3 separate regions of the Homo sapiens genome follow, and all the other regions are linked to region 3. A link is a loop called in an ENCODE intact Hi-C map of the cell type or tissue named here. Cell type or tissue: OCI-LY7. All regions are shown on one strand.

Region 1 (5,000 bases), 110 kb before region 3:
ATATATTTTTACCTTTCTAACATTGCAGGGAGTGACCTTTCTTTTTCATTCAGTCTCAGTTATGTGTCCAAAGCATTGGTATATGTTTTGGTTTAGTTTTTAATTTGCAAGCTCCATGTAAGACTACAGTGGGTTTTTTGTCAGATGCCTCCTTATTTATGAGTTGGAGTGAAGACAGGGAGAGTATTGACCTCATTCTTCCTGGAGATCTTTTTTGTTTTCCAAGGAGTTTGGTGTCGTATTTTATAGGATTTTCTAGATTATATGTATAACATCTTGACTCCACTCAAATGCCCAAGAACCCATACATTTTGGTGGCAGCATGACTTTCAAGAGGAGTTGCTTCTCTTGCTTAGTACAAAGTGTCCATGGATCAGAATGTGATTAAACAAGTCAAGTCAGGTGACTTGTCACTGAGGGTTTGTATTGGTTGCAAGTACCAGAAATGTGCCTGTGCCGATTGGGGAATCAGGATATTAGTCAAAGGAAAGGAAAACCTGTTCAACAATTTTTCTTGCTTTTCATGTGCTGCAGAGAAAAGGCTAAATCCCATCTGGTGCACACTATTGTGGGAATCTTATACTTTAGATTCATAAACACAGTATGTTCAGATTTTCTAGATTTGACATTTGCTTGAATGTGTTCGGTGTGTATTTTATACTGAGTGTCAAATTTCTTGCCTTTTGACGATAGCTGACTTTTAGTTGACTAAAAAAGTAGTAGTCATAGTTAGGTTTACTATCTGTGGCTATCACAGGGTTCACATGGGCATCATTGTCCAACCAAAGTTGCTTCTGAAGTGCTGCCATACAGTCTTGGCTCTCATGAACACTTGTCCTAGTTTTTACCGTTGTCCTGGAAGAATTACTTTCACGAGTGTCTGGGTTTGGAGGAAAAATTGTATGGCTCCTATGGATACGTCTCAAAGTATTCTAGGAAGCAAGTTGTTCCCATTGTGCAGTTATTGCTTTGACATCTGGCCTTCCTTACTTACCTCTGCTACAGAAAGAATCCAGAATGACTTGTAAGGCTGGTAAACCCAGTGATTCTTGGAATACTTTTTCAAGAATGCTCCTCCAGGAATGCTCTTGGAGTCTCACTCTGTAGCCCAAGCTTGAGTGCAGTCGTGTGATCCTGGCTCACTGCAACCTCCGCCCCCTGGGCTCAAGGGATTCTCATGCTTCAGCCTCCTGAATAGCTGGAATTATAGGTGCCCGCCACAACGCCTGGCTAAGTTTTTGTATTTTACTAGAGACGGGGTTTCACCATGTTGCCCAAGGTGGTCTTGAACTCCTGAGCTCAGGCGATGTGCCCGCCTTGGCCTCCCAAAGTGCTGGGATTACAGGCATCAGCCACTGCACCCGGCCTGAAAACACATTTTCTTAATGGGACTAAACTTTTCTAGCTGAATTGATCTATTTTAAAACTTGCCAATGAAAGCTCCTTAGTAGTATCTGCTAATTAAATGCAGTTTTTATACCTAACGGACCTTTTAAAGAATGTGTGCACTTTGCAAACCCCATTGCTTCTTGCCGTATCTGAGCACTTGCCACCTGGTGGTAAGGAGACCATTCCATCTCCTTCACTAGATGGTAGCACCTGGAAGTCAGGGATCATTGCTGACTTATCTTGCCTCCCAACATTGATCATGCAGTAGGTGTGGATGAGAAAGAGGGAGATAAGGGAAGAAAGGGGGCTGTGAATAAACGCTGTTGCTTTCTGCTTCCTTTTTAGGAGTTAAAAGTCTCTTCAGCTACCTGTTTAGGAGTATGAAAGCAAATCTAGGAAATGGCCTCTGCAGTTTTCCGAATATGACAAATCATTTAGTTTCCTAAGCTTGTTACTCTACAGTGGGACTTCTCAACCTCTGCACTGTTGATATTGTGGCCTGGATGATTGTTTGTTGTGTGGCCTGCCCTGTGCATTATAGGGTGTTTAGTTAGCAGCAGCATCCTTGGTCTCTGCCCACTAGATGCCAGTAGTGCACCCCATCCCCAGCTGTGACAACAAAAATGTCTGCAGGCATTGCCAAGTGTGCCCTGGAGGCAAAATAGCCGCCCCCTAATTGAGATTGAGAACCGCTGCTGCATAGGAGCTCCTGTCTGGGACAAATGCCCACCAGAGAAACCAGCAAGTAATAGAAATGTGGCTTTGGAAGGGAACTTAGAAATCATCTGGAATGTTGTATCCTGGAGAACTCCTCGCCCCACACCAGCGCCAGCACCCCTCCCCAACCCCCTACACCACCTCCACCTTTATACTTATGCTTTATACCTGCAGAACTATAACCTAAGGGAAGGAATGAATATAAAAAAGAAAAAAATACAACTATATGAGGTAATACTGTTTAGGGCTTGTAGGGTTATTTGTTTTAAGTTTGCTTACAGATCATGAACATGTGTCTACTTTCAGGTTACTCAAAATAAGAAAGCATAAGCTTATAGAAATAGGTCAGGGAGAAAAACACAGAAAAACTAATGTGCAGCACTACTAAAAAAGAATTCAAGGTGTATGTTGAACATTTTTCAGATTAAAAAGAACTCACTGGAATGTGGCTGGATTGCTAGTATCGCCCTGTGGAGCTATCTGGGCTTCATATGAGGCTATTCTAAGTACATGCATCAAAAAAGAGATATAGAAGAGTATTTAAAGTAATGATAATTGGCCTTTTTCAAAAAATGACTTGCTTTCTAAACCTGAAAAATAGCCATCATGATACTAGAGAAATAGCTGAGATATTAATATTTCCTCTGTAGATTGTTTTGTTTTATAAGGGCATTTTGTGTCTTACTAAGAAATCTCACATAAAAGTAAGAACACCAAATTAAATATTAGCTCTTGTGGTTATTTTAAGACTCATCTCAATAACCAAGAGAATTTGGTTCTCACACTTTGTACCTTTTGATTGTAAACAGCTTTAAACAGGTTTATGTTGTACTTCATCAAAAATTATAGAGGATCTGCAGACTGAGACGCATTGGGACTGAAATTAGGCAATTCAGAGTTTCTCATGCATGTAAGCTGCTTTTATTTTGATCCCTATCATTCTTAGTCTGTCTTTTCAAATATTCTACTGGAAGGACTGTTGTGAGTTGAGGGCAAAGGAGAAAATGGCAGGGTCTCGAGCCACCAGGCCTCATAATACCTGCTCTTTGAGGTAGAGTAAAAGCTAACTGATGAATGTTTTCCAGAATAATATTTAGATTTAGTCTGGTGGTTTTTTTTTTTTTCTTGTTTTGTTTGCTTTGGTTTAAGCTCAATACAGTCACATCTGAATTTACACAACAAAAATGTTTCCGAAAAGTTGTGGATGAATCCATTTTTAATAAGCCAAGTACTATAAAAAGCATCAGAAGAACTTGTTAACTGAACTTATCCTAATGTTCTGATCACCTGTTTCTTTTAATAGACATAGTGGTTGCAACAATGCTTTGATTAGTTCCTTTTTGGAAGCTGGCTTTTGTTGGGGGGAGGGTTTTTGTTTCTTGTATCTTAAACTTGACACCTTGATTCTCATTGAAAAAACTTTCAACCATGTATGGTTGGTGATTTGTTGAAATTTATAACTGAAAATCTGCCACTCTGCTTTTAGTATTTGAAATGCCTTGGCAGGGAGACGTTTTTCTCAGAACAGATCTTTTGGAGGACCTCAGGAAGTTAATTATTCTGGCAAGAAGTTCTTTTTGAACTTTTTTGGATCATTATGATATTATGCTAATTTATCTAAAAAATGGATTCTAAGTTGAATAACTGTATAGTCCTGGCAGATAAGAGCATGTCAGATGTCTTGGCACAGTTTGGGGACAGAGGGGACTTTCCCACTTCTTTATGTAATCCACCATCATAATGTGGGAGTTTTATGAAATTTCTTCTGTTATACAGAAATACTTAGCTTTTTAGGCCGTATGTGCTGCTCAGTGAAAACAAGCTCTGTGTATGTCTGTATATGTTTAAATGAAATGAAAAAGAGAAGTGAAATCCAAGAAATTTCTGGTTTGCAGTGGTGATTATTTTTAGCCACGTTCATGTGTTTTAAACAATCCCTTTTAGGTCTGTTGAATGTAGCTTGGAACAGAACGTCCCATAGAAATGATAGTATAGTACACGTGGTGGCAAAGTTTCCATATTAGCCCTCAAAGATTATTTAACTCATCATATACTCACACGCTTTGCCGTACAAGGGGCAATGATGTATAGCGTATAAAAACACTGTTTAATAATACTCAACCTACAGCAACTTTCAATACTAAGAATGAAATAAAATTGAAAAATTGTAAAAATGCATAAGGATAAATTTTGTTTCTCTGAAAAGGTTGCTTTTGAGGAAAAGTAGTTTTAAAGAGACTTGGTGGTGTGGTAGAAGAACTCCCAGCAGACCTGAAGATGTAGCAGATGTATAGCAGTTTGGGCATCTTGGACAAGTAAATCATACTCGCAAGCCTCAGTTTCTTTTAATGTCATGGGGATAGTTGTGTGGATCAGAGCAGAATTTGTGTGAAGGTGATTTGCAAACTGTAAAGTCCTATGCAAATATACAATATATGTTCTGGTTCTTTTCTTAATTATGAAAATCTTGTATCCTGGCCTTTTTCTTGACACTCATATATTAGTAACAAAAATCTTTATGCTTAGCAACAATTAGTAAGGTCCTATTTCGCTCACAAATACAATAAATGCATGTTATTTTGACCTACATGGATGATAGAAACATTTGCTTTTTTGTGACAGCCTATTGGAACTTCCAAAGTGTCTCTCTCTCTCTCTCTCTCTCTCTCTCTCTCTCTCTCTCTCTCGTTTTTCTAGTCTCTAAACCTCTCTTGTTTTTTCTTTGTCTGAGTATCTTTCTGAACCACCGTCTCAAGTTTCAGGTTATACGACAGAGCTCATACTCCAAGCCCTGGCCTCTCTCTGACCTTGTGCCTCTGGCCTGGGACAAGCTTCACACTGCCAGACTCTGCAGCTGACCCTTTGTATCTCCCAGTAGTCTGAGCAGCATTCAT
Region 2 (5,000 bases), 79 kb before region 3:
TTGAAATATCAAGAGATCTTTTTTTGGAATAAATTATTCATCTGTTAGATCTAATAAATCATTCTGCACACTGTGAGATTGCAATTGTTGGTAAACAAGGTGATAACATTTCTGTTGAGAGGATTATACAGATTTGTTTTAGTCATTATTTGCTTAGAGCATCAACTGCATTCTGTACCAGATTGGGCAAGGCCTAACAGAACATTCATTGAGTGATAATTAAATATCTTAAATGCTACAATGTTTTGGGGATGCTGTGTTAAGTTAGAAAGTAAATAAATATCTAGTGTTTTTATAATCATGAAATGCATTTTCTTTATGGGTTTCAGGAAGCATTTCAGTTAGGACTTCACCTTTCCCTCCGTAATTCTAGCATGGTAAGCAAGACTTGGAAAAAGTCACAATAGGTGGAAAATTAAGGAATTAAAAATTTAAACCTGCCTCAGAAGGTTGTATGGCTCCTGAAACCAAAGATACATTCATCCTTATTTTAAAAACTAGCTACTTAAAAGTATGTATGATATGAATAAAGATTAGATGAGAATATGGAGAAATAGATTTTTTGATGCTGGCGAGATTATGTATAATTTTCGCCTTCACTTTTCAGTTGACGTTGTTGCTAGTTATTTATTTAAAATAAATTTGTTAAAGTAAATGCCCATATAGCTTACATGATTTTTTTCTGGAGAACACTTTCCTTGGATATTGGGCAACCTTCAGAAATAATAGACTCCACCACAGTACTTTAAGAGGCACAGACATTTAAAATTTATGATATACAAGTATAAGCTAAGTTTATGTTTGCAGGGTTTTTTTTTTCTCTTTAACAGCTGCTAGAATTTTAAGATTTCTTAGAATTAAAGACGAGATAAAATTTAAACCAATGCTATCCAAAAATTAATATCTAAGAATAACTTCGCATAAATTATAGAGACCAAATAGGCTTTTGTCTACACTAATAAAATGTTCCTTTGAATCCTTAATAATCTTAGTATAACTGCCCTAGGCGATCCAGGTTGATTGAAGCATTATGGATTTTAGTTGGAAAATTTTCCCTGTGTTTGATTTAGAATTATCTAGCTTTTTCAGGAACAGAACAATAAATAGAATTGTTGTCTTTAACATGCCTACCCTTCTGTACCAGCTGGGATATGAGGACTTTTATCTGTGTTCATAGCATATATATCTGTGTTCCACTTGACTTCTGGTCTCCTTTTCTCTATTTCACCAGCATGTACAGTCTTAGGAATGAGGAATGGGGAAGAGATCACTGGATTAGAGAGGGGATGTGTTGAGTGGAAAAATACAGGCCAAATAACTTCCTTCAGAATTTCGTGAAGGTCAGGTCCCATCACAAAGGGTTGGAGATTTGTGGTATTTTGAAGCCCTCTAATTAAATAGGGGAATAGGTACCATCTTTTCCTTTCCTGTTCACCTTTCCCTGTTCTACCCTTCTTCGTTCTAGTTAAATACCAGCAATTGGATATGTAAAGTAAAATACTGAAATGTGAAATTCTGTGGTGAAATGTGGGATGTCCAGATGACATCTCTGAAAACCCAAAGCCAATCCCTGTGCTCCAAACTGAAGGTTTATATTTAGAAGACAGTGCAGATCCTGTATTTTTAAATTGCTGTAAACATGTTTATGTGGTTATTTTTAGCTTTTACAGACTTTAGTGAACTTCCAAGTTGGCAAGTCAGACACAGTCGGTTGTTGTCTGTTACCTCAGATGCCAGCACTTTCTGAATGACTCTGGTTGTCTCACTGGGTTTCTAACATGTTGAAAGCAGATGAGTGTGTAAGTTATCTTGTGTCAACTGCACATGGTCTATCTAATCTATCTATATGGGTGATTGTATTACTATACATAGTGTACTTGTTTTCTTTTTTCTTTTTTTTTTGTTTTTAAGCTTTTATGAACTGGTAACAATTTTGCTTGGAGCTCAAGATGAGTTGGGTCCTGCCAGATGGCACTGTTATTTCTCTGGCAGAAGTAGCTAGTTATTTTCTCTTTTCCTTCAACACTTCTCTCCTTGTCCTCAAGCATTAAATCATGCATATACAATACAAATCCTTACAGCCGCTGTTATTTTCAGTCCATTGTATCTATTTCCTGTTGACCGAAGGTTATGAGGCTTGGGTAGTGTAGAGGGAGATGAAAAGTTGACAGAAAAAAGAAAGCTGGGCTCATTTTAGGGGCAAAACACCATAAAATGGGCAAGATGGCACTTGGATTTATTGAAAACAAAAAGAAATAAATAGGCAATCGTCTTTCTTGTATGGTGAGATCATTATCTGCATGGTGCATGCATGAAGAATCGTTTTCCTCCAAGAATCGTGTTTTATGAAAGGGTGACACCCGTAGCCCTCATGGGGAAAGAGGAAGATGTCATTATTGGCACTTGGGCTGAGCCTTCCACGTTTGCATCAGAGATCTTGATTTCATTATCTGTGCCATAATTTTTATCTTGCATTCAACCTTGTACTTAGTCCTTCTCTTTAGATGAAGTTATTCATTCTTGCTTATTGGACTTAATGTAGTTTATAGTCAGTAGCTCCAGAAGGCATAATTTATCTCTTTGGAAGGATGTCTTTCTAAAGAAACTTTTCATTGCCATATATCTTGTTCTGGAAGCTTTAGACTGAGATTTATGTTAAGAAGAAAATGATATTTAAGCGTTATTTTGGCTTTTTACATATAAATCTAATTATGGAAATTTGAAATTTGATTTGTAACACTTCAGTGCTTTCCCTTTAGTTCTTAATGTGAAAGTGTTGTTTTTAAACAGTGATCCAAATCTTAATATAGCAGTGTTTTATTTTGTTGTAAATTGTGAATGTTTCATAAGAAACTAAGAAAAGAAAATGGGAATGTTTTGTTTTGCTGGAAATTCAAAACAGTAGTTCTAACCCAGAAATAATTATTTTGGATTGGATAGCTGAACAAGAAATGGAATTTAGAATCAGTACATTTTTTGAAGATAAATTTTCATTGAAAAATTCTAGATTGTCATTGGCGTATTTTATTAATGATCAGTTTTATTTAAGCAACCATTTCCTTTCCTAATCATGACAATAACAACATATGGGACACATTTTTAGGGTAGAGTAAGTTTGTGGAACACAGTGAAACTAGGAAATAGACCCACATGCTTGTTAGGATCTCAGGCACAACTGCTTACAGTAGCATTACACAATTTAAATATTTGTTGTGGATTTTATTATTAAAGCTGTACCTGCTTCAGCAATTGATCTTGCTTGTCTCTTAAGTTGAAGAAATATCCTTTAAAACTGCACTGTCCAGCCTGGGCAACCCACTGAGACCTCATCTCTTCCAAAAAATTGAAAAGTTAGCCAGGCGTGGTGGCATGCACGTGTGGTCCCAGCTACTGGACAGGCTGAGGTGGGAGGATTGCTTGAGCCCAGGAGGTTGATGCTGCCATGAGCCATGACTGCTCCATTGCACACAGCCTGAGCAACAGAGCGAGACACTGTTGCAAAACTGAAAACAAAACAACTGCATTGTCCATATGATAGCTTCTAGCCACATGTGGCTAAATTTAAATTAAATAAGTTAGAAAATCAGTTCCTCAGTTGCATCAGCCACTTTTCAAGTTTTGTAGTCACATGTTGGCTAATGGATCCTGTGATGGTCAGCACAGCCATTTCCATTATCACAGAAAGTTCTGTTGGACAGCACTGCTCCAAAACTGCAATTAGAATTTGCCTCTGTGCAGGAAAATTTTATGTCTTTAATTTGAGAGATAACATGAATTTTCTACTGCATAAACAATATTTATTTTTTCATGGTCTTGTTCTTTATTTAAACAAGACGTTATTAAACATCAAATGGACATTGACATTATACTTCATAGCATATGCCATTTTGTTCTTATTCTCTGTGATGACGTTACATTCTACCCTCTGAGAGACTGGGAAGTCATTACACACACACATACACACAAATGTATGGATATATAGAGAGAGAGAGAGACTATGTAACTGTGTATATATACATAAAAATGCTAACATAATATTCAATGACTGAAATGTGTGGGCCTTCTCATAGTAGGCACTGTGAAGTTGTAGGTTCCTAATATTAACATATTGGCACGGTTTCAGTCCCAGGGTTCATAATTGACTTATTCCCTGATTAAGTTAGTTTCACTTTTTGTTCACTGAGCCTTGTGGGCTGGAGATTTGAGAGTTTATGGCTGAATTCTTACAACAATAAGAAAACCCACTATTGGTTTGTTGTATCATCCATTATACCTGAAGGCCAAGTTAGTGAAGAACAGAGACAGCATCATTACCAAATGAATTAAGACATTCATTCATTTGTTCATTTATTCAGGCAACAGTTATCACCCATGCCTTTTAACCACCAAGTCCTTGCATGCTGTACACTATGCTGAACACTTAAAGAGAAATAAGACAGAATCTTGGGGGAGGAAAGCAGTTGTACAAAGGGTTGATTGAAATGCCAAGGTAGAGTGCTATGATGGAGGTTTGCACAAGGTACTGTGGACATCTTGGAGTAGTCAGCTTGACCTGGCCGAGGTGACAGGGGAGCCAGAATTTGCAGAAAGAAAGGTGTTGCCAATATTCCTTCACACCAAATTCCATCTACTCCAAATGGAAAAGATGAGTTTCTTGCCATGATCTCTCAGTATTTTGGGAATTTTGCAAACCATGGGGAGAAAAAAAACTCTTTAAAAAAAAAAGCCATTCCTAAGCATCACTTTGATGGCTGTGTAAGACTCCTGTATGGTGGTATATCATCGTTTATTTACTCAGTTTCCTACTGTGACTAATCATCTGGGTTTGCCCAGGACTGAGCCATTTTCTAGGATGTGGGACTTGCAGAGCTAAAACGAGGATAGTCTTGTGAAAACTGGGATAGTTGATCATCCTACCTTCTACTGAATATTTAGATCATTTCAAATATTTACTTACAGAAACAATACTGTGCTGAAAATTTTGGTGCCTAGGTATTTAG
Region 3 (5,000 bases):
TATTCTTGAAAAATAACAATGTGGAAGAAGTACTCTATAAGATTTACAACTTATTATAAAGATGTAGCAAGTAACATTGGTACCAGGATGAAAAAGTATGCCAAAGGAACTCAAAAGAGAACACAGAAACAGAACCACGTATATATGGACACTGATTTATGACACAGTAGCTGCAGAGCAGTGGAAAACAATGTGGACCACATGGATATCCATATAAATAAAAGAAGAAAATTGACCTGTGACTCATATTATAAGCAAGTATCAATTCCTAGTGAACTGTAGATATAATTGTGAAAGGCAAAACAATAACAAAGCTTATACAGGATAATTTTATCATGATTCAAAAAAAAAAGAAGGTTTCTTAAAGAGGACCAGAAAGGAATTAACCAAAAAATAAAAGATTGACAAATTGGATTATATCAAAGTTAAGAACATCTACTCATCAATAGATACTGTTACAATAACCAAAAGCAAAACACACAGTGGGAAAATTAACAAATGATTCATAAACTGATTATATTTAGAACTCCTATAGATCAGTAAGAAAAATGCAGTAACTCAAAAAGGGGCAGGAGACGAGAATGCAAACAAAACCCACGTTATACTACTGCACATCCACTCAAATGATTAAAAAGACTGCCAATACGAAGCATTGCTAAGAATGTGTAAATTAATCTCATGCAGTGCTAGTAGGGGTCAAATTAACACAACCACTTTGAAAGACTGTCATTATTTACAAAATGTACAAAATATTTACAAAATTTAGACATATGAATACCTTATGGCCTAAAAATCATACTACCGAGTTATACCCAACTGAAATGCATGCACATGTGTAGCAAGAGACAGACATGAGAATGTTCATGGTAGTATTATTTACAAAAACAAAATGAGCAAAATAACCCAAATGCCCATCAACAGTAGAAAGGAGAAGTGAATTATGTTTTATTTCAATAATTCAGATATTTAAATGAATAAACTACAGCCACTCATAAGCATATAGATGAATTTCTCAAGTACAAGATTGACTAAAAGAAGCTAGATACAAAAGAACACAACATATGATTTTACCCACATAAAGTGCAAAAACAGTGCAAAAACTAAACCATGGTGTTTAATGCATGCTTAGGTGGCAAAACTATAAAGGAAGTAAGGAGTTAATTTCCTAAAGTCGAGGATAGTAATTACACTGGATGGGAAGGACAGGTAAAAAGTTGGAAGGGGCGCATGTGGTTTTTGGAGTGCTGGCAATGTTCTATTTATTCACTTGGGTGGTGGTTGCCTAGGTATGTTCACTTTGTAATAATTAATCGTGCTGCATATTTTTGTTTTGTGAACTCTGTGTGTTTTATTTCATAATGAAAAGATTAAAAATAAACTATTGCCAAAAATGTTTGACCTGAATCTAACATCCAGAAGACAGAGGGACAATTTAATTGACACCACCAGGAAACAATCAGACAAAATATAGAATATTCCATGTAAGACAACTTGCCCGGTCTCTACAAAAAGATGAAGTCTTTTTTTTTTTTAAGTGAGGGACTGCTCCAGAACAAAAGAGACAAACGCATAACAACCACAATACTTCATGGGGGAAGAAAGTGATTTAAGACATTTTAGGCACAAATAGCACATTTAAAATATGAACTAGATAATAAATGGTATTAAAGAATTACTCATAATTTTTCTGGTGTAATAATATTATGACAATGTAGTTGAATGTCCTTCATTATATAGATGGCTGCTGAATTATTTAGGGTTAAAACATCTGAAAATAATATTGAAAAAAATGCACACACATATACATATATGTACAGAGATAAACAGAGCAAAATAATTGGCATGTGCCTGCAGTCCCATCTACTTGGGAGGCTGAGATGGAAGGATTGCTTGAGCTCAGATGTTTGAGACCAGCCTGGGCAACAAAGTGAGACTCTGTCTCTTAAAAAGATAAGATGTAAGTTAAAATCAAAATATTAATAATTATTCCATCAAGGTGGTAAATGTTTATTGTACTATTCTTTCAAATTTTCTATTGAAGAGTTTTATAGTAGAAAGTTGAAAAGTAGTTGAACAATTCAATTATCTTTCTTATACCTGGAAAAAATGAGAGGAAGAGAAAAAAAAGGAAGGGAGGAAGGCAGGCAAGAAGCCAGGCGTTCAGGAAGGAAGAAAGGAAGGAAAGAATACACATATAATACATGGGAAAATCCTTGGATTCATTAGAAGAATAAGTAGACAAAATAAGCCATTACTATGAATTGGCAATGATTTTAAAAAATTGATTTGAATAATATCTCTATATGTTGCATATGTTCTCCACATCCCTTTTCTCAATTTCACATGTTAATCTAAATAACATCACAGAATAATTTTTATAAGGTATTATTTCTTTCTATACAATGTTTCTTATAAATAATACAATCATAGGGTTCAAAACATAAAAAGCATTAAATAGTTTACAGAAAAAAGTACCCCTCTCTCCTATGCCCATGTTATATGTCCTTCCAGAGATATGCTGTACACTCATAAGCAAACTCATATATACTAGTTCATATGTATTAAGGGACTTTTAAATTTAGGTTCTCCTTGACCTTACTTTGGTTTTTTTCTCCTAAGATTACATATGCACATTGCCAGCAGCGATGAACAAGTTGTTATTTGGTGGACAGCACCCTCTTGTGCATGAACTGAATTTTCAAGGGAAATCTGACAAAAAGTAGAATAAATTACATGAATATTCTCTCATGGAATTACAATTGTAAAAGTTCCTTGAAGCCAAGTGGTCTGCCCCCTTGCCTTCAATAAGTCAGTTAAGACCAGCCCTAAAGTATTAGTCATTTTCTTTTAAATCTTCAGAAGAAGGTGTCCCCACACTTGCCTTACCAATTTCACATATATTTTGTGCTTTTTGGTCTCCAAAACATTCTCACATCCATAATATTTTGTTTGATTACAACCTGAGTTATTGTCCCCTTTTTCCACTGAAATATATTAATAATTCACATACCAAATAACTCGCCCATTTAAACTATACAGCTGATTTTTAGTGTATTTGCAGCCTTTTACCACCATCACCACAATTAATTTAGAACGTTTTCATCAGCCCGAAAACAAATTCCGTACCCATTGGCAATCACTACCAATTACCCCAATCCTGCCTCAGCCCTAGGCTATCATGAACCTATTTTCTGGTTCTGTAGATTTCCCTTTTCTAGACATTTAATAAAAATAGAACCCATACAATATGTGGCATGGCCGTTTATGACTAGCTTCTTTCCTTTAGCATACTGTACACAAGGTTCATGTATGCTGTAGCATGTATCAGTACTGCTTTCCTTTTTATTGCTGAATAATATTCCATTTTACGGCTGTGCTACATTTTAATTATCCATTCATCAGTTGATGGACATTTGGATTGTTTCCACTTTCAAGGTAGTATGAATAAATGCTGCTATAGACATTTGGCCTCCTTTTTATTTTCTTTTATTTTTTAAAGATATTTTAGGCAGAAATAGCACATTTAAAATATGAACTCCATCTCACTCTGTCACCCAGGCTGGAGTGCAATGGCACGATCTTGGCTCACTGCAACCTCCACCTCCCAAGTTCAAGCCATTCTTCTGCCTCAGCCTCCCAAGTAGCTAGGATTACAAGCGTGTGCCACCACGCCTGGCTAATTTTGTATTTTTAGTTAAGAGATGGGGTTTCACCATGTTGGTCAGGCTGGTCATGAACTCCTGACCTCAGATGATCCACCCACCTCGGCCTCCCAAAGTACTGGGATTACAGGCGTGAGCCACCGTGCCCGGCCTCTTTTTTTTTTTTTTTTTTTTTTTTTGAGACAGAGTCTTGCTCTGTCGCCCAGGCTGGGATACAGTGGCACAATCTCGGCTCACTGCAGCCTCCACTTCCAGGTTCAAGTAATTCTCCTGCCCCAGCCTCCCAAGTAGCTGGGACTACAGGCACGAGCCACCACGCCCAGCTAATTTTTGTATTTGTAGCAGAGACAGGGTTTTGCCATGTTGTCTAGGCTAGTCTGGAACTCCTGGCCTCAGGTGATCCGCCCACCCCAGCCTCCCAAAGTGTTGGGATTACAAGCATGAGCCACCGCACCCGGCCGCCCTCCTTTTTCAGTTGCAAAGATGGAAGTCTCCTGAGCCGAGATAATCAGAGGCTCACAAAAAGGGGACTTGGCTTTGCCCATAGCCACCACCATTACCAAAAGCACTCCAACTACAGTGGCATCCCCCACAACTCCAATTCACCTAGGTCCTGTCATCTATCATCTCTAATTCTTCACCCCCAAAATGATCGTCCCATTACTTGCCACAGTCTCCCACCTCTTCCTAACCCTTAAGCCTTTCCTCTGGTTCTCTAAAGGAAGAGCTTTATCTCAATTTTATTCCCAAACTGACTTCACTAAACGTGAGCTCTCCTGAGGATACTACTTCCCATCTCTTTCAAGTGAAAGTATTTTCCTGTCATACCCTAGACCCTAAGAGCAGGACATGAGTCCCCTTCTTCCTCTTCCAACACTACTTCAAACAAGTTCTCAATCCTCATCCCAAAACTGTAACTATAGGAGCTTAAGACACCACCGTCCTCGTCGCTATATTCTAGTGATTTCTGTTCACTCCCTCTCATTCAGAGGTCACTCTCTCTCATCCCCCATGCCTCAATGCCTTCCCTTCTTCTATATTTCTTCCAATTTTCTGGGTAACTTTAATATCCTTCAGGGCAATGCATACAGCACACCAGCCTCTCCATGTTCCTTAAACTCCAATGACCTTTTCCTCCTCCTGCTTTCTACCCTAGAACTTGTGGAATCAGGCCAATTCACTAAATGAACAATTGGCAGAATATACTTTAATATTTGTTACTATTAATAAAGTTTACAACTGTACTCCACATCAAATGGAATAGATTTAACAGCTTTTGATAATTTCCTGTGACATTTTAGTTGAATAGTGTTACTTCATCTTCACAACAGCTTTTAA

Evidence for each region. Hi-C counts contacts between places; a loop is a spot of excess contacts. Peaks named below come from ENCODE experiments on the same cell type or tissue, not always from the same donor. Only the 100,000 strongest peaks of a DNase experiment are listed, where the experiment ranks them.
Region 1: a loop joins it to region 3, with 10 times the contacts of the local background. A loop is called at or near these places in 20 of 110 quality-filtered maps.
Region 2: a loop joins it to region 3, with 7 times the contacts of the local background. A loop is called at or near these places in 17 of 110 quality-filtered maps.

Annotation. Positions count from the first base shown.
Region 1 is chr4:143,373,881-143,378,880 of GRCh38, forward strand. All of the region lies in intron 1 of GAB1 (GRB2 associated binding protein 1), which reads left to right. Among named protein-coding and RNA genes, the nearest start is that of MIR3139, 33 kb to the left of the region's middle. In OCI-LY7, a CTCF peak has its summit at 1,951 (motif pointing right); DNase peaks (open chromatin) are centred at 1,558, 1,991 and 4,031; H3K4me3 peaks cover 3,362 bases; H3K27ac peaks cover 3,776 bases.
Region 2 is chr4:143,401,251-143,406,250 of GRCh38, forward strand. All of the region lies in intron 1 of GAB1 (GRB2 associated binding protein 1), which reads left to right. Among named protein-coding and RNA genes, the nearest start is that of MIR3139, 60 kb to the left of the region's middle. RefSeq lists enhancers at 3,281-3,340, 3,461-3,580, 3,591-3,670. In OCI-LY7, a CTCF peak has its summit at 2,091; DNase peaks (open chromatin) are centred at 1,761, 2,121, 2,381, 3,521 and 2 weaker places; H3K4me3 peaks cover 3,781 bases; H3K27ac peaks cover 5,000 bases.
Region 3 is chr4:143,480,297-143,485,296 of GRCh38, forward strand. No RefSeq gene overlaps it. Among named protein-coding and RNA genes, the nearest start is that of SMARCA5, 31 kb to the right of the region's middle. In OCI-LY7, a CTCF peak has its summit at 2,677 (motif pointing left); a DNase peak (open chromatin) is centred at 2,645.